Linked DNA regions of Mus musculus: region 2 is linked to region 1. Evidence: chromatin loops called from intact Hi-C (ENCODE). Cell type or tissue: gastrocnemius. All regions are shown on one strand. Links, peaks and the distances in the headings refer to the core of each region. The heading gives the core; the rest is flanking DNA. Region 1 holds the start of Gm39292 (a long non-coding RNA gene). Region 2 has its middle 56 kb from the start of 1700019J19Rik.

Region 1 (10,840 bases), core at 1,747-9,746:
TGTGTGTGTGTGTGTGTGTGTGTGTGTCCCATAGCCTTGGGCAGGGTTGATACTAATGTCTCATTCAGGGCAGAACCTGCAATCAAAGTCACTTATTCAATCAACTCTGACCGCTAGGAGCTCTACATTAACTGCTGCCCACGACAGCTTCCATTTTTATGGAACTGGTAATCCTTGCCTCACATGTGTGCATGCATGTTCATATGAATAAGTAACCTGGACGGTGTCCGCTTAGATTGAGATATGAAGGACATGGTGGGGCATGAATCATATGGTGTGTTTTTGTACCATTTCACTACTCAGTATGTTTATATGGTACAGCTTCACTCAAACACAATAAAGAAGATAATCTTTGACACGTGCAATTGCTACTGTCACCACCAATAAATTAAGAATTAAAATAAAAAGTAGGCATGGTGGCTCATCCCTGCCATGCCAGCACTTTGGTGGTAGAAACAGGGTGACAGCAAGGGCAGCGGAGGCAGGAGCTAACCCCTGTCTCCAAACAAGTAATGGAAAAAAATAAAAATGACAGTGTTTTCAAAGAAAATGTCACCTCACAGGCTGACCATGTCTGAGCTTATAAAGCCAGGTACCCTGTTCTCTTAGAAGAGTTAGGAAGTGACTTGGAAGAGGAAGTCGGGGGACTGGTGGGCCATGTCTCATTCCTGTGTGAGGTGCCTCAATTCTCCCTCTAGGAAACCCTTCCAGGAACACAGGCTTTCTGATGAAGTTTCTCCTCTGGGTGTCCAGTCCTCTTCTCGGGACCTCTGGGCTCTGAGGCCACCCCCTTCCTAGATGGTCTAGTTGAGGCCATGTGCACACATACTCGGGGACACATACCCTGCCAGTGGCTGTCTTTACATGTAGATTGCATAATAGTCTTTATTCAATGATGGCTCAGGCAAACAAAATGAGGGTTGTGTCGATATAGTTTAGCCAAACTCTGCCACCCATGAGCTAGCCAAGTGTCTGGGGAATTTGGTCAGGATGGACTTGGGCCGTTTGTCCTAGGCTATAGCCAACCCTTTCTCAGCCTACATTTGCATAGAATAAGTTGTAAATGAGGAACACACTATTGGAACATGTTTTGAGTTATTTACATTCGTTCAACTCTAACAGCAAAGCAGAGCCTCGGGGCCACAGATGCAGGAACAGTATCTTCTAGAGAATAGAGAAGCATCTTGATTTCATTACTGCTCCCGAGCCGTCCAGATGCGCAGCTAACTGTTGGAGCTGAGGGAGACCTAGTCTACATTAAGAGTTGTAGTTGAGCATATGCGGCTGCTGTCTGCGTGTAAAACTCAGTTTGGAGGTGCTTTGTCCTCTCTTGTGCTCTAACAAAGACGCACATCCTGATAGACACCCTCTGTATGATGTCAGAAGCCCACGACTCTCTGAGGACATAGTTGTGTAAGTCTGTCTCCTCTTCTATTCTGGCCAAATTAAGAAGAACAAGTCTCTTTTTAAAAGAATTCTCTCACTCTCCATCTCAGCCCCACTTCCTGTGTATGTGCAAGGTGCATGTATGGTCATGTATGTGAATGTGTATGAGTACATGCTAAGGCACACATGTGGAAGATGCTGGTGCTGGTCCTCTTCATCCACCCTATTTGAGGCAGGGTCACTTGTTCTTGGAGCACACACCAGACTTACTGGTCTTTCAGCTTATGGGAATTCTCCTTCTCTGCCCATCACCTCATTGTAGGCACACTACCGTGCCCAGCTTCTCCTGGGTTCTGAAGATCTGAACTCAGGTCCTCACACTTGCCCACTGTGCCATCTCCCCAGCCCAGGATGCGCCTCTTGCTTCATCCTCATCTCAAAACTTCAGCTGAATGAGGAATTCTTGACCATGAGTGAATCTATACGATTCTTTTACAGATGATTACATTTGAGAATCATTTTTGAATTCAAGGACCTGTATGGTACAACTTTCTCAGAGACAGCAGATGATCAATGACAAAATCCTGAGTTATTTGAGGGACAGAGGGATGGATGAACGGACTTCTGAGTATCCACCTGCCCATGAAATCCTGCTGGGTCTTAGCTTGCCATTTCTGGAACTAATCATATGGTCAAAAGCATGTTGCATAGGATATACACAGGGCCAACCTCACAAATGGACACTCCTGAAAAGAGAACCCATCTCCACAGAAGTCAGGCTGCTTTCCAATGGCAGGCCTCCCAGGGGATGCAGATGAAAGGGCACATTCAACTTTATGTTTTATAAAACATGGGGTAACAGATACCCTGAGAAAATGAGAAAAGCAAAGCTGGGTGAGCTAAGAGAGGTGGAAAGTTAAGGCTTTCACTGGGAAGCCTGTTGGGCTTCAGTCTACCTTCCCGGCTACACACTGATTCCCACAACCTGGATTCCCAACCCACCATGTTGCCACAGACTTTGTAATAATCATGAAGTATGGCATTCAGAGGGCACTTACCTGAAAAACCAGCAGAAATCTTTATCAGATGCCCAAACTGTGCACCGGTGATAGCATCAGAAGGTCAGAAGAGAGGTCTAGCCTGATGGTGTTGATCTTGGGGGTCATGAGAATCTTGGAAATGGGAACTAGAAGACTATACAGAAAGAATAAGAGACAAGGATAAGAGACAAGCTCCTACCACAGGAGGAGCTGTTAGAGGAGGGGAGTCTGGGAGGTAGCTGGCACATGAATGCTCAGATACCTAGGATGTCCAGCCACAGGGTAGTGACCAGCCCACCTAAAAGGGAAGGCCAACAGCTGGTGATGAATGCTTTCTGAGTGATCTTGGGCAAGCTATTTCATGTCTGTGTGCCTCAATTTCCTTGTATCTAAAATGGTAACCACAATACTGCCTATCTCAGCATTGTTATGAGAATTTTTAAAATAAAATTATAGAAATAAGACCAATGACTCATTACCTCAGTGACTAAACACCATAGAGTAGACAAGGCAAAGGTGACAGGGTGTCCACCAGAGTTGGTGCAGTGTGCATTTGATTGGCAGGTCACACCATGTGGTCTGGACTCACAGAGAAGCTGGCTTTGGAAACTGAGCTGAGGTCCCCATCTCCACTTTGGACCCAGGCCTGTTTGTCTCAAAGTGTCCTCCATGGTCTGAGACAGGCTGCCCCTTAACTCTGTGACAGGGAGGGAAGAGGTCACCCCACGAATAAAAACAGTGTGTCTTTTAGAACAGCTTGGTCAACCATTTCCAACAGAGGTAACCATCATTTATCCCATGGTATAAAGGTGCCTACAGTGGGGAGGAGAAGACAGGAACTCAGCCTCAGCAAGCTAGGTAAGAGCATGAAGAGACAGCTCAACAGAGAATACCAGATGCCTGCCTTGACTTCCCAGTTGGTTTCTGTTGGACATGTCTACGTCCCCAGTGTGACAATCTCACCTTTCTGATGTTATTTTTTTTTCTCTTAACTTAAAAGCCTCTGTGGAGGTGACACTGAGGTAACGCTGTGCTCTGCCAGTCTATTGGCAACTCCAGCCAGTATGACTGACTCAGTGTGGCTGCCTCAATCAATTTCTGCTAGATGTTTTAAATGTTCCTCTGTCTCTCTCCCTCCCTCGCTCCCTCCCTCTCTTCCTCTCCCTCTTCCCCCATCTCTCTCTCTTTCTCTCTCTCTCTCTCTCTCTCTCTCTCTCTCTCTCTCTCTGTGTGTGTGTGTGTGTGTGTGTTTAATCTTTTACTTTGGCTTGCTGTATACTTAACAAATTCACTCATTTAACGCCCCCCCCCCACATATGAATACCCCCCCCACATATGAATACGGTAGAACTTTCTCTGGGTTACACAGAACAACAGAGCATCTGAGGAGTGGGGACATCTGCAGGGCTGGGAATAGAAGCCAGATTTGTTAAATCTAGAGAGGGAGGTAAGGAATAAAAACTTTAGCCAGCTTTGTTTCTGTCACATGAGTACTGATTCTAATATAGGATCCTGTTAGTTTTAATGTTTCCCAGGTAGAACATAAGCGTTAACAGGACAGTGGCTATGTCTGCCCTGAATCCCAGTGTGTAGAGCATGTAAGCACACAGAGAAATTCAGCAAGGGTTTGTTGAATGACTGCAAAGAAGGTCATAGATGTGGTGGTGGGACAGACACTAGGATGATTTGTTGTGGCAACCCCTTTACTCCACAGACCTATAAAGTTCATGTGGAATTGCAGTGCCACGGTGATGGTCACAGCTGAGCCCTCAAGATTGGCTTAACCTCAGAACCCTGGGAATATGTTGGTTATTGGAGTAGGAGACTGTGAAAGGGAGCCGAATCTCACCCTCCAGCTCTTACACCAGCCACTTATCCTCCACCTTCTGCCATGGTATAGGCCCCTCGTGGACACCACTGCTACGCTTCTGGAATTCCCAGGCTCCAGCATTATCTTCTTTATAAATCACTCAGCCTGAAGTAGACTGTTACAAATGAGCTAAGTCCTGTTTAGTTTTAACTGTCAACTTGAAATCTAGATTCACCTGGAAAGAGAGTCTCATTGAGGGATTGTCTACACTAGGCTGGCCTGTGGGGAACTGTCTTGATTGCTAAATTGTTGTAGGAAGACACAGCCCACTGTGAGCAGTACCATTCCCTAGGCTGCCCTCAAGTGTATAAGAGTAAGGAAAGCTAGCAATTGACTAAGGAGGCAGGCAGGCAGATGGCTACATTCACTTCTTTAATCTTGACTGTGGCTAAACTGTGACCAGCTGTTTAGCCTCTTGCTGTGTGACTTCTCTACAAGCACGGCTATGAAATAGAATTGTAAGTCAAATAAACCCTTTCCCTCCTACTTTGTTCTTTGTGAGGGTATATTATTATAGCAACAGGCACAAAACTACAGCAGTTTGACAAAGTTCTGACTACAAAGTAATTTATGGTTTTGTTTTGATTTTTGTTTTAAACACAGATTTCCTAGGCCTCTTTCCTCCATACACTCTGAATGGACACCTGTGACTGCGCTCTAGCCTTTGCAGTAATGGTTTACAATTTCTAACCCATATGCTAGCTTGATATACCCCTGAATATAAAAAGAAGCCAGGCAGTGGTGGTGCATGCCTTTAATCCCAGCACTTGGGAGGGAGAGGCAGGTGGATTTCTGATTTCGAGGCCAGCCTGGTCTACAGAGTATGTTCCAGGACAACCAGGGCTATATAGAGAAACCCTGCCTCAAAAAAGAAAAAAACAAAACAAGACAAAACAAACAAACAAACAAACAAAACAAAAAAGAAAAAAGAAAAAATTCAAGCCTCTTCATAATTAGAGTCAGATACTTTTTTTTAAATATACTTGACTATTGGAATCTTAAATAAAATTCTACCTCAGAGGCACTGTAACAAGAGAGTCAAGGTAGAAGAAATGGGTTAGACCTCAAGAAGAAAATGACCAGCTAAGCAGTTTCCAGTTGACACCATGCCTTCTACTTGGCAGTAATAATCTACTGAGAGGTAGCCATGTCCCACACAGAAGGCTTGGGAGCCTAGACAACACAGGCCAGAAAGGCAAGGAAATGGACCATGCAACCAAGAATTATACTAAAATCTCTAAACAGCTACCAGGGAATTCTCATAAGTCTGGAACTTCTGTCTGGTTCTAAAAATATACAGAATGAACAGTGATATTTCTCAGGGAAACAAAAGAAAACATTTTCGTCATAGCTTATCATGAAGCCTGGCCATTGAAAATAGAACATATGAAATGGTATAAAAAGGCCCCATTTCATCAGGAATATATGTACAACTTATGGCCCTACTCAGAGCTGGCCTCCAGCACCATCTCCCAGAGCCAAAGGCACCCTGTAGTCCAAATAGCACAGACTTGGTCACCTTTCTCAAATGAGTAACATAAGCTAACTGTCTTAGTTGGGGTTTCTATTGCTGTGATAAAACACTGACCACAACAGCTTTAGTGGTAAGGGTTTATTTAATCTTAGGCTTATAAGTAACTGTCCTTCACTGGGGAAAATCAAGGCAAGAACTCAAGTAGGAACTCAGATGCAGAAACTGAAGCAGAAACCAAAAGAGGAATGATGCTTACTGGCTTGCTCTTCATGGGTTGCTCAGACTACCTTCTTGTACAACTTAGCACTACCTACCCAGGGTTGGTACCATTCACAGTGCCAGGCCCTCCAACATCCATCATTAGTCAAGAGAATGGCCTGACAGACTTTCCTACAGGCCAGTCCTCTTCCTGAATGACCTGAGCTTGTGTAATGTTGACAAAATCCAGTCAGCACACTGACCCATGTTCCCGGGCTTGCAATGAATGCTTAACCCAGTGCCTATTGAACAAATGAAGCTCCCAGCTCCTATGTAGCCTCTTGTGGGTGCTGCTCTGGCTTATCCAGGCAGAGTAAGCTAATTCCTTACCCCTTTCTCCACTGCTATACCTGGCTCCATATCAATGATGCAAAATATTAAATTCTGACGTGATAATTTGCATATATCATCTCTCAGAATATTACTTCTCAGGATAGAATTGTGTATTCAGAAAAATGCTGTGTAGGGAAGTTATTTATTTATAACTTCATTTCTGTGCAATAATTGAGCACAGATTCCCATTTTATAGATGAGAAAACTATTCCTCTGGTGTTCAGGTAAATTCCTCAAAGTTATATAATAAGCAAGCAGGAAACTACTTCTTAGGTCAATGTCATGATCTCTTCCAGTACAGTACAGTACAGTACAGTACAGTACAGTGCCTTTTGCTTGGTTTTGTTTCTTTGTTCAGAGGTCTGGACATTCAATAAAGGAATAAAAGTCAAATGATAAGTGCTTTGAGAGCAGGACCTCATCTATAACTGAGAGCAGAATCCACTTCTGAAGCTAGTTTTAAAGTCTGTACCCTCTAAGTGGTCCATGCATGTCTGAGCAAGATAGTTTAACATGTGTGCAAATGGATTCCATGTGCCACCTGCCATGGCAGCAAGACTGTAATTGCATCTACAAGAAGAGCAGCTCTGCACCAACCATATAAAAAGGAGAGCATCCTCCATGCTATGTGTGGTACCCACAGCCTAACCCAATGGGGAAGCCATTCTAGATGTGTACACAGGTGTCAGGCATCCAATTCTGGCAGGCCTGTGAGGATGTGATGCCACTAACAGTATCTGAATTCTGGTCCTCAAGAACTTTGGCCACTAAGCCATCTCCCCAGCCATGAGGTCCCTTGTGATGGTTAATCTTGCCAACTTCAATTCTGTAGAAGACAAACCTCTAAATATGTCTGGTGTGGGAGTTTCCAGGGAAGTTTAACTGAGAAGTCCCTCCTTGAAAGTGGGAGTCTGGAGTCTAGGCTGTGTAGAGAAAGCAAGCTTCGCACCTGAGTTCTCTCTGATCTCTGACTGTGGGTGCATCGTGTCCAGCCCAGTCATTCACACTACTGTGGCCTTACTTTCCCAGCATGCTTTTTCTGCCAGGATGAACCAAAATAAACCCTCCCTTCCTGAAGTTGCTTCTGCTGGGTTTTGTCAGTGCCATAGAAAAGGGAAAGTTTCCCCCACACTGACCTGGCACTGAGAGCTGGGTAAGCAATCTATGCGCAATTTTGGCCTAATCACAAAGGCTGAGTCTAGTTTACCGACCAACTGCAAAAATCAGGTTGTCTTAGGTGCCCCATCGTTGCTAGTTCATAAGATTTTACTTCTACCCATTATCTCCTTCTTTGATTGGAAGTGTTAAAGGGCCACTTTATGTCAAGTATGTCAAGTGGCATTAACTGGAGAGCTCAGTCCTTTAGAGCCTGGGTCAGGAGAGAGAATGGTCCCTGAGGGTGTGCTAGGCCTTGGGAAGAAGAAGACCCTGAGAAGCAGCTTGCCCAGCCTTCTCATGGAATGTGTGCATTTCACATTGCTAATATCATGACTCAGAGGGAAGGAATTGCAGGGTAAGAAGGTTTCCAACCTACCCAGTTTACATTGCCATCTTTTCTTTAAACTCTGCCAAATTGAAATGTAAACAGTGTCTTAACTTGCTGGAGCTTTTAGGGGAGAGGATGATCCACATGGAGCCTCTTGGTCTCTGGGTTTGTCCGTGTTTGTGGGTGCTACTTTTTCAAATAGCTGCTGTATTTGTCTGCAAGACAAATAAATGAAAGCAACAGGCATTGTGCCCACAGGCCTATGAGCATGGTCCCACAGGGTATGGCTTCCAGAGCCTTCTGGCAGTAACCTGTCTGAAAACAGCAGAGAGAACAGTAGAATTCTTGGGCCACAGTTCTTGATTTTTCCATTGGCTTTGCACATCTGGCTCTTCTCCCTGCCACCAATTCCCACCAATCATCCATCGGATAAGCAGTTCTCTTAGGATGCCAATGCCCCATTGAGGGAGGCTGGGAGTGTGTGAGTCAAGCTCACAAAATGGGTCTGCTCCATCTTTCCACATCCTTCTGTAGCCCCAGAAATGGGCTCCTGAAAATAGGCACAAGAGTGCACAAGCACTGTTTCTCAAGCAAAAGAAGACAGTAGCAGACATGGACACTGTGGAAAAGAGAACAAAGCCAACAGTGCCACAATGAGAAATCCCACCAAAGACATGAGATAGGAAAGTTGGGAGACGAGCAGGAGAAGCTGGGAAATGATACTGGCATTAATGCCAATACTGAGAACTAACAAAAGGCTTGTCCGTTCACAAAGAGCTTTAACACACATCAGGTCAGTGACTTAATCACAGCACCCAGGATGGGTGTCAGAAGGGCCTTTTCCTAACAATGGCACCTCAGGGAGATCAGTTCCCTTGCTAGACAACATCTGACTAAACCAGAACTTTGTGCTTCCTTCCCCAATCCAGGACTCAGAACAGGGGACAGGCTGCCTGGTGCAAACCTGCACTGGTGACTTAAAGCAGGCAGCTTTGCTGTTACTCAAGGGAGGGGACAACCTTGTGAGAAGGAGTTAGGATTCTCAACTGCAGGGAAGAAACAGGCTAGGCGTAGCTCAGCAAGTTGCTTCAGTCACGGGTCACGTAGCTAGAAGAAGCAGAGGTGGAATTTGATCTCCAGTCTGCCTGACGCCAAAGAGCAGAGCAAGACCAGCCCTGCAGTCCTGGCAGCAGCCTTTGTCTGCTGCCCTGCTCCTGTGAGGGATGGAAAATACCCTGTTTAAGCCAAGTGCCTTGCGTTGGAATTTCAGCAATACCACCTCCTAGCTTGGTGACCTTGTGCAAGTCACGTTACCTCTCTGATCCATAAAATGAAGAAGCCAGAATTAAATTCTAGATCAAATTTCAACTCTTGTACACACAGTGTTTGTGCTTATTTGAATCTTTGCATAGGAATGGAGTTTCAAAAGGGACAGGGAAGTACCACCCACAGACAGAGCAGAGCAACAGGCATGGAGGCCTGTGGGAAGCTGCCCTTTTGAAAAGCAGATGTTAACAGAAATTAATCGGATCCCCTGCACTGGATACCCACCCACCCCACCCCACCCCTGCCCTCAGTGGTGCTGCCCTGGACGGTAGACAGCTGCTGATTCCTAGTCAGACAATGTTTCCTAAAATAGGTGCTTAGCGTCAGAGTAAGGGTTCAGGCTTTGTCCCCAGAGAACACAGGATGACAGACCTGGCTGTGCACAGGACACCAGCTCTCTCCCCAGGAGCAACCACTTCTCCTGCCCCTTAGAGCCCCTGTTTATGTTCCCATCCCCATACCTACTTGTTTTCCACACAGATAACGTCTGAGCGTTATATTCTTTCACGATTACTGAATACACCAAGAACAATTAATTTCTTTAACAAAATCTCTGCTGAGCACCTCCTGTGTGTCAAGGAAATTTAGAATAGAAGGGAAGGTGTGTCTAAGGTCTCTCTAAGACCCTGAAGAGAGACTTGCTGTCTCCCTGCTCTGGGTCCTCTACTAAGGAATAAACAATCCTTGCCTATGTTTGCTTATTTTACATCTGGGACTGACCAACTTCCTGGCCTTTCTCTAGACATCAACATTTTCAATTTTCCTCAAATCTAAATTAAATTCTCTGGAAGACTGCATCATTGTCCTACCACATTTTAGGAAAGAAAATACTAGAGAATTCTCAAGTCACTGTTATTAATCACCTTCCTTCCCTAAGAAGTTACAGGTAATGTGCAGCAGCAGCCGCAGCAGCCGCAGCAGCAGCATACATGATGATGTCACACCTCTCTACATACCGAGTGACAGCAATCTTTCATTTGGGCAACTCTGTTCTTCTGGTTTTCCACTTCTTTGGATAAATCTAAAACAGCAAACTGGAAATCAGTGGTGGGGCTTTTTTTTTTCCAGAAAAAGCCTTCTAAAGTCAAAGTTGATACTGTACAGGGCATGAAGCTCAGAAGTGTGCTGGCAATTTCACAGCAGCAAGATGGCGTCACTGAGAGTGTGTCTTGTTCTGTATTCAACACTAAGCCTTCAGATCCGATTGAACGGAGACAAACTCAACACTGAGCCTTCAGAGCCAATCATATGCAGAGGGACATTAACAAAATAATCAGGATGGAACCAGGCCAGCTTCAACATGGAACATGAGTGGGTGGAGTACCAGAACCGATTCCACACTCTAGTGTGGACAGGAGGTCTCCCATAGGCCCAGTTCAGACCTCCCTGCACAGTCATCCTCTCATACAACTGACTGAGAGACTTACCCGTATCCCCACTGTCCTCACAGACATGTGCAACACTTTATTCTCTTCCTTAAGAGCCATTTAAATCACAAGCTCCACATCCAATTTCCTTAGTATTATCTGAATGGCTCCCTTCCTAGAGTAATCTAAACCGCTTACCACAGACAGCATCTTTGGGAGTAAACAATAGTAACATCCCTTCAAAGTGTCCTTTTATCAGTTAAAACATTTTGGAACAAAACTATACCTAGAGATAGTCCT
Region 2 (10,840 bases), core at 1,901-9,900, 120 kb before region 1:
TGTCTCTCTGCCTCTTTTAGGCAGCTCAATGGATCTGAGAGTCTTCCTGGAAGCTCCATAGGTCTCTTTCTTATTCAGACTGTTTAGCCAGTCTCAGACTCTTCTAGACAGCTCTGTTGGTTAGGAAGTGCCTCTCCCCAGTCCTTGATACATATGAATGTTCAAGGAGGGAAGGACCAAGTATATCTGGTCAGTTTCAGGAACTTCCTGAGCTTTCTGAGTTGCTTACTTTCCAAGTCTTTTGTTTCCATTTTTTATTATGTATTTAGCTCATTTACATTTCCAATGCTATACCAAAAGTCCCCCATACCCACCCACCCCCACTCCCCTACCCACCCACTCCCCCTTTTTGGCCCTGGAGTTCCCCTGTACTGGGGCATATAAAGTTTGCAAGTCTAATGGGCCTCTCTTTGCAGTGATGGCTGACTAGGCCATCTTTTGATACATATGCAGCTAGAGATAAGAGCTCCGGGGTACTGCTTAGTTCATATTGTTGTTCCACCTATAGGGTTGCAGTTCCCTTTAGTTCCTTGGGTGCTTTCTCTACTTCCCCCATTGGGGGCCCTGTGGTCCATTCAATAGCTGACTGTGAGCATCCTCTTCTGTGTTTGCTAGGCCCTGGCATAGTCTCACAAGAGACAGCTATATCTGGGTCCTTTCAGCAAAATCTTGCTAGCGTATGCAATGGTGTCAGCGTTTGGAAGCTGATCATGGGATGGATCTCTGGATATGGCAATCACTAGATGGTCCATCCTTTCATCACACTTCCAAATTTTGTCTCTGTAACTCCTTCCATGGGTGTTTTGTTTCCTATTCTAAGAAGGGGCAAAGTGTCCACACTTTGGTCTTCGTTCTCTTGAGTTTAATGTGTTTAGCAAATTATATCTTATATCTTGGGTATCCTAAGTTTCTGGGCTAATATCCACTTATCAGTGAGTACATATTGTGAGAGTTCCTTTGTGATTGGGTTACCTCACTCAGGATGATGCCCTCCAGGTCCATCCATTTGGCTAGGAATTTCATAAATTCATTCTTTTTAATAGCTGAGTAGTATTCCATTGTGTAAATGTACCACATTTTCTGTATCCATTCCTCTGTTGAGGGGCATCTGGGTTCTTTCCAGCTTCTGACTATTATAAATAAGGCTGCTATGAACATAGTGGAGCATGTGTCCTTCCCTGCAGGATATAATGCATTGAAGAAAATGTTATACAACTTCTGTTCCTGTGGTTTCCATGAGGATGGGCACACTGATAGGTTTGGGGTAAACCAAAGAGTATGTCCAGAATATAATTTGAAAACCAGGAGGCAATTTTACATGTCATAAGTAGCAATAGAGGGGAGGTGAACTATAGAGAAGGATAGGTAAGCTGAAAAACTATTTAGAAGAAGTGACAGAGAGTAAGGGCAGTTTCTAAAGTGATACCATGAAACTCATTGGATGTAGAGATGGGGAGCCCATTTTAAGACCAGATACTACTTACTTGCCAGTACTTTTGGACAAAGAGGTTTCCCATCTGAGTCTGTTTCCAAGATGAGTGAATGATTTGTTCATTTTCCTATGACTTGGACTCTCGTGGTTTATCACAGAAAGCTGTGTCATGGGATTGAGGCTGTCTATCTACTGTATGTATTCAACATCTGAGAGAATTCTCTTCCAGGTAGTTCAGCTCACCTCTGTCTCTTTCAAGTTTATTTTTTAAATTATGTGTGTGTGGGGGGGTGTGCTTTTATGTATGTATGTATGTGTTGTATGTTGTGTTTCTATAGAAGCCAGAAGAGGGTGTTAGATTCCTTGGTGCTGGACTTATAGTTAGTTCTGAGCCTCCGACATAGGTATTGGGAAATGAACTTGGGTCCCCTGCAAAAGCAGCACTCATTATCAACCACTGAGCTGGCCTGCCAGCCAGTTTCTTTATTTTAAGTCAGGTTCCCAACATGGCACTCCAACAGTAGTATCTTTCAGTGTAATTCACATGGGACTTATTTAACGTGTGGTGGAATCAGGGATAAATGTTGTGAGAAGATAAAAAGCTTTCTGTAACACTTATGTGCATAGCATAGACAGCCTGAGCTTAGTATAAGCATGTTCCAGCTGGTTTCTGATTGACAGCTAAAGCTTGTCATTTATTAAGTTAATGCTCATAAAAAGAAGACCCATAGAAATAATATCGTGCATTTTCTTCTTTGGCGCCTCTTAAAAAGACCAAAAAGATGTTTGCAATTCCCTCAAACTTTTGTAAACATATGTAACATTTTATCTCAAATGTTCTTATAGAACTAAAGGCGCAGCTTCCACTCACTTTCAGGTGAAGATGCTAAGCTGGTCCTTATGTTTTATGTTTCGTCTCTGTCCTTAATTCAGTAATAATAAAAATTGCTACAACCCATTTCTTCTCATTCAATAGAAACTGAGCTTTAAAAAATAATAGCCATGTCAATGTTCATTTCAGAGCTAAGTAGATAGACTGAGACCCACGTGGCTATCCTGAGTGACATTTTCACTACTTTACCATTAACTGGGATATCACTACATCATACAAATAGCACAGACTCACAAATCACCCCACAAGAGCCTTCTGTGATGCCCACATCTTCCCCCCATTTCTTCCACGGGCTTATTTGTTCTTTCACTTGCTAATCCATCAGTGAGAGTGGATTGGTCACCACCTTTGCCATGATGCCTGTTAGGCCTCAGGCACGATGGGTACGTATAGACATACTGACATTACTTTGCATTGTGCAGCTGCTGAAGCCTCCAAATTAAAGTATTCGGTCCTGGCAGCAGGAGGGTTACAGTTACTTCTGACCGTCACAAAACCCAGCGTCTCCAAGGATCTTGCCTATATAGCCTCATGGTGTCTCTCTTAAAACCGAACCACCAGAATGCACTTACGGAGGTTAACTTAAATTTCCTTTGCTGAAACCTGTTTTTTTTTTTTTTAACATTTATTTTGCAATCACCTAATGAGTAAATAATGAACTTAATTCCATTTCCTGTTTATTCTCAACATGATGGCCTGATACTGCATCTGTGTATGCTGCAGTCTGAGCCCTCTTCATCTGAAGAAACAAAGCAGGCAGTGAGAAACAGGTTGCTTTTGTCTGGATGATGTCATCCAAGTCCGCAGTGAAGGATGCTGTCTGCCAGCTCTGGTTTTCTCTGCACTAAGAAACTGTCTTGTTTTTCTTTCTTTTGTTCTTTCTTTCTTTCCTTCTTTCTTTCTTTCTTTCTTTCTTTCTTTCTTTCTTTCTTTCTTTCTTTCTTTCTTTTTTTCTTTCTTTCATTTCCTCCACAGGGGTGCAGCGGGTCTGGGAGGGGAATGGAGCGGCCTGCACTCCCACTGACGATTCTAAGAGCACATGACAGAGTTAAACCAAGCTATTACTAAACCTGATCAGCTCAGAGGCAGTGCAATCAAAGCCTTCAATTACACCTGGGCGATTTAATCAACTCCCTGTCAACCTCAGGCTGGGGCTCCTCCAGTACTGTACAAATACAGTAATTACCACGCCAGCTTGCAATAAGATATCATTTCAGTGGATTAGAAAACACATTCTGTCCTCAATTACCAACAACCAATTTATAGGCCCTGAAACAAGCAATATTTTTTAATTGCTGCCTTTGTGTCATTATCTCAAAATTACTTCTCTTATGAGGCATTGAATTGTCTGAGCAATGTTGGGAGGGAGGGCAGAGGGGAGATTCAAAAAAACCTTGTGCTGTGCTCTTTCAGATGGAATAGGAATAGAAGCATCAACCTCCTTCCCTGCTGTGTTGGATTTTGAAATGAGAAAACAACCAAAACCCCAGAGACTCTCAACTATGTAAATGATCATAAACAGATCTGAGTGGTCCACCAGAAGATCGGAGACTAGGAATCCAGGAGTCAGATTTATTTTGACCTGGGCCTTTTCTCTTCTCCTAGCTAGATTTCTCCCCCACCCCACCCCTATCTTCCAAACTTCCTTTTGCAGAATATCATTCACTTCTTTTAAGGGTGTGCTTTCAGCTCATGCCACATTTGGCCACCGTCACTGGTGATTTGTAGAATTGAAAGATTTGAAATTGCTACCCATTGCCTCCGGAGCTCAGGTACCCTTCCAGAGTGATTTAGCTCCACTTGGCTGTCAAAAGAGTACTCAGGATTCTTGCCTTCCTGGTGCAGGGCACATTGAACACTCCCTGCTGACTTTCTCCATCCTGCCAGGCTCAGCTTAGTGGCAACAGAGCTAGTTTTCACAGGAAGTAATTTTGTTACTACAGAAAAAAATGTATTATTGTTAAATTACAAACCTTTCATAGACTTTACAATGTTGAACATGGTTCTAAGTATTTTAAAAATACTTTATCAGTTCTTGTTTCTTAGTCTCTCTAGGAGGGCTCAAGGAGGGACACAAGTTTCTCCCGGGGAAGGGGAAATAGAATAGATTCTGCCAGTGGACTGGGGGTGGGTGGGGAGGGAAACAAGAGGGATCAAGCTGGGGAGCAGGGATGGAGGGAAAGAATACAGGAAGAGATGGCTAAAACTGGGTGACTTTGGGGAGGGACAATGTGGAAACCTAGTGCAATGAAAATTTCCTGGAATCTACAATGGTGACCCAAGTGAAGCGTCGTAGTAATAAGGATTCTAGAATTGGCTTCTTCTGTGATCAGCAAGGTTTCTAACAGTGGGACTGAGACACAAACCCAGCCATAAAACCTTTGACCTAGATTATATTTTGTCCTGCCTGCAAGATGTGCTGGAGTAATTGATGGTGGCTCAGAGCTTTTGGGAGTGGTCAGCCAATGACTGGTCTAACTTGAGGTCCATGCCAAGAGTGGAAGCCCATGCCTGGCACTGCCTGGATGGCCAGGAACCAGAGGGTAGCCCAGAGACCTAGGATCAACAAAACTGGAAGAAGAAAAAAAAAGTTAATGAAATGATTCCTAACGATACTCTGCTATACTCATAGAGCAGAACCTAGCCCAGTCATTGTCAGAGAGGCTGCATGCAGAAACTGATGAGAGCAGATGCCGAGATCCACAGCCAAACATTAGGTGGAACTCGGGGGAACTCTGTGAAAGAAGGGACAGAAGGACTGTAGGATCCAGAGGGCTCGAGAACACCACAAGAACTTGACCTACAAAATCAACTAAGCAGGGCTCACAGGGGCTCACAGAGACTGAGGGGACAGTCACAGAGCCTGCATGGATCTGACTTATGCCCCCTGCACATACATCAGGGTTGCGTAGCTTGGCGCTCTCGTGGGAGTCCTAAGAGTGGAAATCAGGGAGAGGGATTGTCTTTGACTCTTTTAACTGCTCTTGGAACCCTTCTCCTCCTACTAGGTTGCCCTGTCCAGCCTTGATATGAAGGTTTGTGCTTAGTTTTATTGTAGCTTGTTATGCACATTCAGTTGATATCTCTGCGAGGCCTGCCCTTTTCTGAAGTGAAATGGAGGAGGAATGGGTCTGGGTGACGGGGGATGTGTAGGGAACTGTGAGAAGTGGAGGGAGGGGAAACTGCCATCAGGATGTATTATATGTGAAAAAAATAAAAAAAAAATGAATAAAAATAAGCCAGTACTGTATGGTCGACCATAGCCTGTGTCATTGTTTTTACTTCCTGGGCAAGGGGCCCATGAAGGGTTCAACGTTCTGGATGTAGTGGTTGAGATCTTAGGACATTGGACAAACTCCAAAGAGGAGAGGTTTTGATCCTGACACTGGCACTCAGTGGCTAATTAGCATCTTTAGTAGCAATATTTATTCAGAGTGCCAGGCACTTTTTAGGCATTTTTACATATGCTGCCATATTTAATCTTCATAATGACTCCATTAGGTAAAAACTATAGCTACCCTCCACTGAGCAGAGTTGAGAGGGTGAAAAGCTACTTGTCCAGAGTCATCCTGCAAGGAAATGGCACTTCTCTGCTCCTGTTCTTAACGACCCATTGCCCTTGTATTAGTGACTTCTCCCAGGCTGTGACAAAATGCATGATAGAAGTAATAGCTTCACAATCTAGTGATCCCATGAAGGAGTTCACGGTGGCAAGAGCATGGAGCTGGGGCGTCTCACTTCTTGACGACCAGAAAGCAATGGGTGAAGGGTATAGAACTCATGATCATCTCTGTTCTGTTTTATTCAGTCTGGGACTCTAGCCCATGGGTGGTACTACTCTCATCCAGGATGCATCTTCTGTACTCAGTTAAACATCTCTATAAATACCCACACTGACACTTGTAAGAAGTGTGTCTCCTCGGTGAGTTTAACTCTAGTCAAGTTGGTAATTGAGATGAACTACTCTGCACTGCCTCTAAGTGTGATCTCCCAAATCCCTAGTTTCCAAGCTATAGCCCACTACTTGGGCAGTGTCCTAGAGGTCTCAGACTATGTCCAACATCTTAAGGACACCATTATCTCCAACCCAAACCCACATATTCTTCATTATTTCTAATATTCTGGAAAGTATACCTTTATCTGCTTGGTAATCTAAGCCTAGGTATAATCCTGGCCTACCATCTCTCACTTGGAGAATTGCCATGATCTTCTGATGGCATGACTGAGATACACAGTGACCTCTTCAACACCCTGCTCCTGCCTCTGAACCCTCACCATGATAAGCTCCTGCAGACTGCTTTGTATAAAGTAATAGTGCTGCCTTCTCTTGTCTTTTTACAAGACATTACATTTTAACAGAAGCTCAATTTCTCAGATTTACAGCTTGTACATGACTAACTTAGGTTTGGAGCTTGATTCTGGAATGCTCTCATGAAAATGAAACTAAGTGGACCGTGATGATCTAGCCAATGCCATTTCAATTGCTCTGTAGCTGGTGACAAGTCTATTAGGCATAAAATTTAAGTGATTAAACCTATTAATCAGTCAAATTAGTTTTAAAACTCTATTATTTGCTTGTACTGCCACATAGTATTTTGCTTATTTTTTCAATCAAAAAACTTTATGCCTCAGAAAAGAAATCTGCATACAGGCTATGTCAGCCCAGTGGCATGCTGGAGATATTTGGATAGGGTAGAATGAAGTGGACTCAGGCTGGTCTTCCATGTGGATCTAGGTGCATCCCTCAGGGGTTATATACGTTAAAAATAACACCTTGTTTGTTCAGTCCCAGCTCCTGGAATTGAATCTGGTTGCTGACTGTGTAGACAGTCTTGACCAGTCATAATTCTCATGCCGTATGAGGAATCTGGCTAGAAGAAGCCATGCCACTCCTTGTCCTAAGATAATGGAGTCAGATTTGCCATCATGGCTTCTGGCCAGTTCTGTGAAGGTTCCCCTGAGTATACTCCTCCATGGAGAGAAGGAAGGAAAAAGACTGAAAGCAAATAGCACTGGATGACTCATAAAACTTGCCCCAATCTTTGGAGTCTGCTATATTTGATCCATGGGGTTCACAAACCATTACCAGAATAAAACAGGAAATGTCCTACAGAGTGTCCCTTCTCTACAGTAAAGGCCTTGTGAGCATCAGCTAAGGGTAGGAGATTGTGCCGGGAAACAGCACCACTCTGCCCCCAGAACCATCTCCAGCTTGCAGCAAAATTGCACACATCAGCAGAGAGGGAGCAGGAAAGGTTCCGGTTTTCCTTTGTTCTTCGCCCAGAGACAGAACTTGTAAGCACTCTTTGGAAGCTTGTTGAGAGATAATTTGCTCCAATTTTCCCCCCTGTGGATGGGACTCATCTCAAAGTAGGACGGGAGGACAGATTCATCAGCCCGCTCATTCTAGCCTCCACAGTTTCAGAGACCACTGTGACAAGGGAATTTTCTCCAGGCTGTCTCTTTTGTCATTTGAATGTTAACCCCTTCATTCACATGGAGTTGAAACTCGCTGCCTGTCAACCTGACATCCTCACTCAATGAAATACCTTTGCCTTTGTGATCTGAGACCAGGCCTTGCTCTTATTTCCTATCTGGAGCCCAGTGGAAAGACTCTGGGAGCAAAGGACTAGTCAGTCCTCCAGACCTAGACCTATCACCAGGGCAGTGGTTTCTACACTTCTTAGTGCTGTGACCTTTTAATACAGTTCCTCATGTTGTGGTGACCACCCCCAAACATAAAATCATTTCATTACTACTTCATAACTAACTTTGCTACTGTTATGAATTATAATACAAATATATATTATGTCACCCAAAGGGGTCGCGACACACAGGTTGAGAACCACTGCACTAAAGGAAGCCTGCACAGAATATATGACCCCCCTCCCAATCCAGTTCTTTCTCTTTGTCTAAAATAAACACTTGGTGAATGTATGCCGTGTGCCAGGCACCAAAGATAAAACTATAAACAAGAGAGTCTTTTTCCTCAAGGATATCCAGGAAAAGCAATTAAAGACCTTTATAGACACTATGTACGTGAGTGGGTCTAGATTGGAGTACGGATCGTGAGAAATTCTGAGAATAAAACAATGGCTCATCTGAGATCTAGGGAATGATTTTATTACGCAGAGGGAGAAGGAAATTCTGGGAAAAGCCCTGTGCAAAGGCTCTGTGGTAGGTGGTGACAAAGTATCCATGGGGAGACTCGGGTGCATGGAGAACGGTAGGACACTCACAGATGCAGCTGTAGAGACAGCACAAGGCCTCAGCCACCTGAAGATTACAGTCCTATAGCATAGTTAATACACCATTGAAATGCTTTAGCTGACAGGAAACCACTCAATTCTTCAAGCTAAAATGTTCATTAAGTCAAAGGTAAGCTGTTTAACTAACCAGCCTACAGAATGAGCTTTCTGTAGTTTACCACTGCTAGAAATCCTCTATGCCCAGGTCTCAGCCCCCAACACCAACTCTTTTATGCTCTATGTTTGTGTTTAAACCAACACCATGCTGCTTGCTTTATTATGATTCCCCTGTGGTTCTGCCTGAAATGATGTAGCTCAATTTGAAAATACCTTCAAAGATCTTTTATTGTTCAGGATTGTTTTGTTTTAGCTCTTCTGGGGATTTTTGTTTTTTGTTTGTTTTGTTTTTTTTCTATATGAGGTTGAGAATTGTCCTTTCAAGGTCTGTGAAGAATTGTGCTAAAACTTTGATGGGGGTTGCAATGAATTTGTATTTTGCCTTTGGTAGGCTCTCCATTTTTACTTTATTAATTCTAGAAATCCATGAGATCATCCTGTCTTTTGATATTTTCTTCAATGTCTTAAAGTTTTTATCATACAAATCTTTCACTTGCTTTGTTTGGGTTATCTCAAGACACATTATATTATTTGAAGCTATTATGAGAAGCAGTGCTTTTCTGGTTTCTTTCTCAGGCTGTAACTTTGTATAGAAAGGTTACTGATTTTGTGAATTAATTTCATATCCAACTATTGTACTCAAAGTGGTTTTTCAGTTGTATAGGTTTCCATTAAAAGTTTGAGTCATTTGTACATAGGACTATATCACTGCAAATAACGATACTTAGTCTTCTTCCTTGCACATATGTATCCTCTTGATCTCCTTCAGTTGTCTCATTAAGCTAGATAAAACTTCAAGTTCTGTATTGAATAGATATGGAGAGAGTGGACAACCTTTTCTTATTCCTGACTGTAGTAGAATTGCTTTGAGTTTCTACCCATTTATGCTGATGTTGCCTATGGTCTTGTTATGAGCTGTCTTTATTGTGTTTAGGTACACCCCTTGTATTCCTACTCCTTCTAGAATGTTTATCATGAAGGGGCATGGATTTTGTCAATGGCCTTTTCTGCATTTAATGAAATGGTTGTGTGTTTTTCTTTCAATTTATTCATATGGTAGATTATATTTACTGATATTTGTATGATGAACGATGCCTACACCTCTGAGATGAAGCCTATTTGATCATGGTGGATGATCTCTTTGGTGTCTTCTTAGATATGGTTTAGAAGTATTTTGTTGAGCATTTTTGCATCTATGTTCATAAGGGAAATTAGTTTGTGGTTTTCTTCTTTTGTTGAATTTTATGTGGCTTGAGTATCAGGGTAACTGTGTTTGAATAAAATGCATTGGGCAGTGTTCCCTTTGTTTCTAATTTCTGGAATAATTTGAGGTGTATTGGATTTAACTCTTCCTTAAAAATTTGCTAGAATCCTGCACTAAAACCATCTGGCTTTGTGCTTTTAATTTTTTTTATGCGCATGCACATGCGTGTGTGTGTGTGTGTGTGTGTGTGTGTGTGTGTGTGTGTGTGTGTGTGTATGTGTGTGTGCGTGTTGGGAAATTTTCATTGACACCTTCTATTTCGCTAAGGGTTATAAGTCTGTTTATATTTCTTTTCTGATATTGACTTAAGTTTGGTAAGTGGTGTGTATGGAGAAAATTATCCCTTTCTTTTAGATTTTCTAATTTGGTGGAGAACAAGTTTTGAAAGTCCATCCTTGTGTCTCTCTGGATTTTCAGTGTTTGTTTTTATATCGCCCTTTGCATTTCTAGTTTTGTTAATTTGGGTCTTCTGTCTCAGACTTTTAGTTAACTTGGATAAAAGCTAGTCAATCTTATAGATTTTCCAAAATAACAACTAAAAAAAGAACAAAAGTCTTTGTTTCATTGATTTTTTTTTCTGTTTTCCTGATTTCAGCTTTAAATTTGATTATTTCTTCTCATTCTCTTCTTTTGGGCTTGATTTCTTCTTTTTGTTTTAGGGACTTTGGCTGTGTTGTTAAGTTACTAGTGTGAGAGCTCTCCATTTTTTTTTTATAGGTACTTAGTGCTATAAACTTGCCTCTTGGCACTGCTTTCATTGTGATCCATCAACTGGGGCATGTTGTATATTCATCTTCATTCAATTTTAGAGAGTTCTTAATTTATTTCTTAATTTCTGTCTTGACCCATTTATCACTCAGTAGTGAGTCATCAAATTTTTATGAGTT

The links. Hi-C counts contacts between places; a loop is a spot of excess contacts. Peaks named below come from ENCODE experiments on the same cell type or tissue, not always from the same donor. Only the 100,000 strongest peaks of a DNase experiment are listed, where the experiment ranks them.
Region 2: it touches region 1 in a loop (1.8-fold over the local background); 2 of 42 quality-filtered maps call a loop at or near these places.

The regions. Positions count from the first base shown.
Region 1 is chr9:14,149,314-14,160,153 of GRCm38, forward strand. Gm39292 (a long non-coding RNA gene) reads right to left here and starts at 3,263. Exons shown (of 3, transcript XR_870548.1): 1 at 2,906-3,263; 2 at 2,445-2,580. In gastrocnemius, for the core only: no CTCF peak of the experiment used is centred there; no DNase peak of the experiment used is centred there; H3K27ac peaks cover 1,334 bases.
Region 2 is chr9:14,028,460-14,039,299 of GRCm38, forward strand. No RefSeq gene overlaps it. Among named protein-coding and RNA genes, the nearest start is that of 1700019J19Rik, 56 kb to the right of the region's middle. In gastrocnemius, for the core only: no CTCF peak of the experiment used is centred there; no DNase peak of the experiment used is centred there.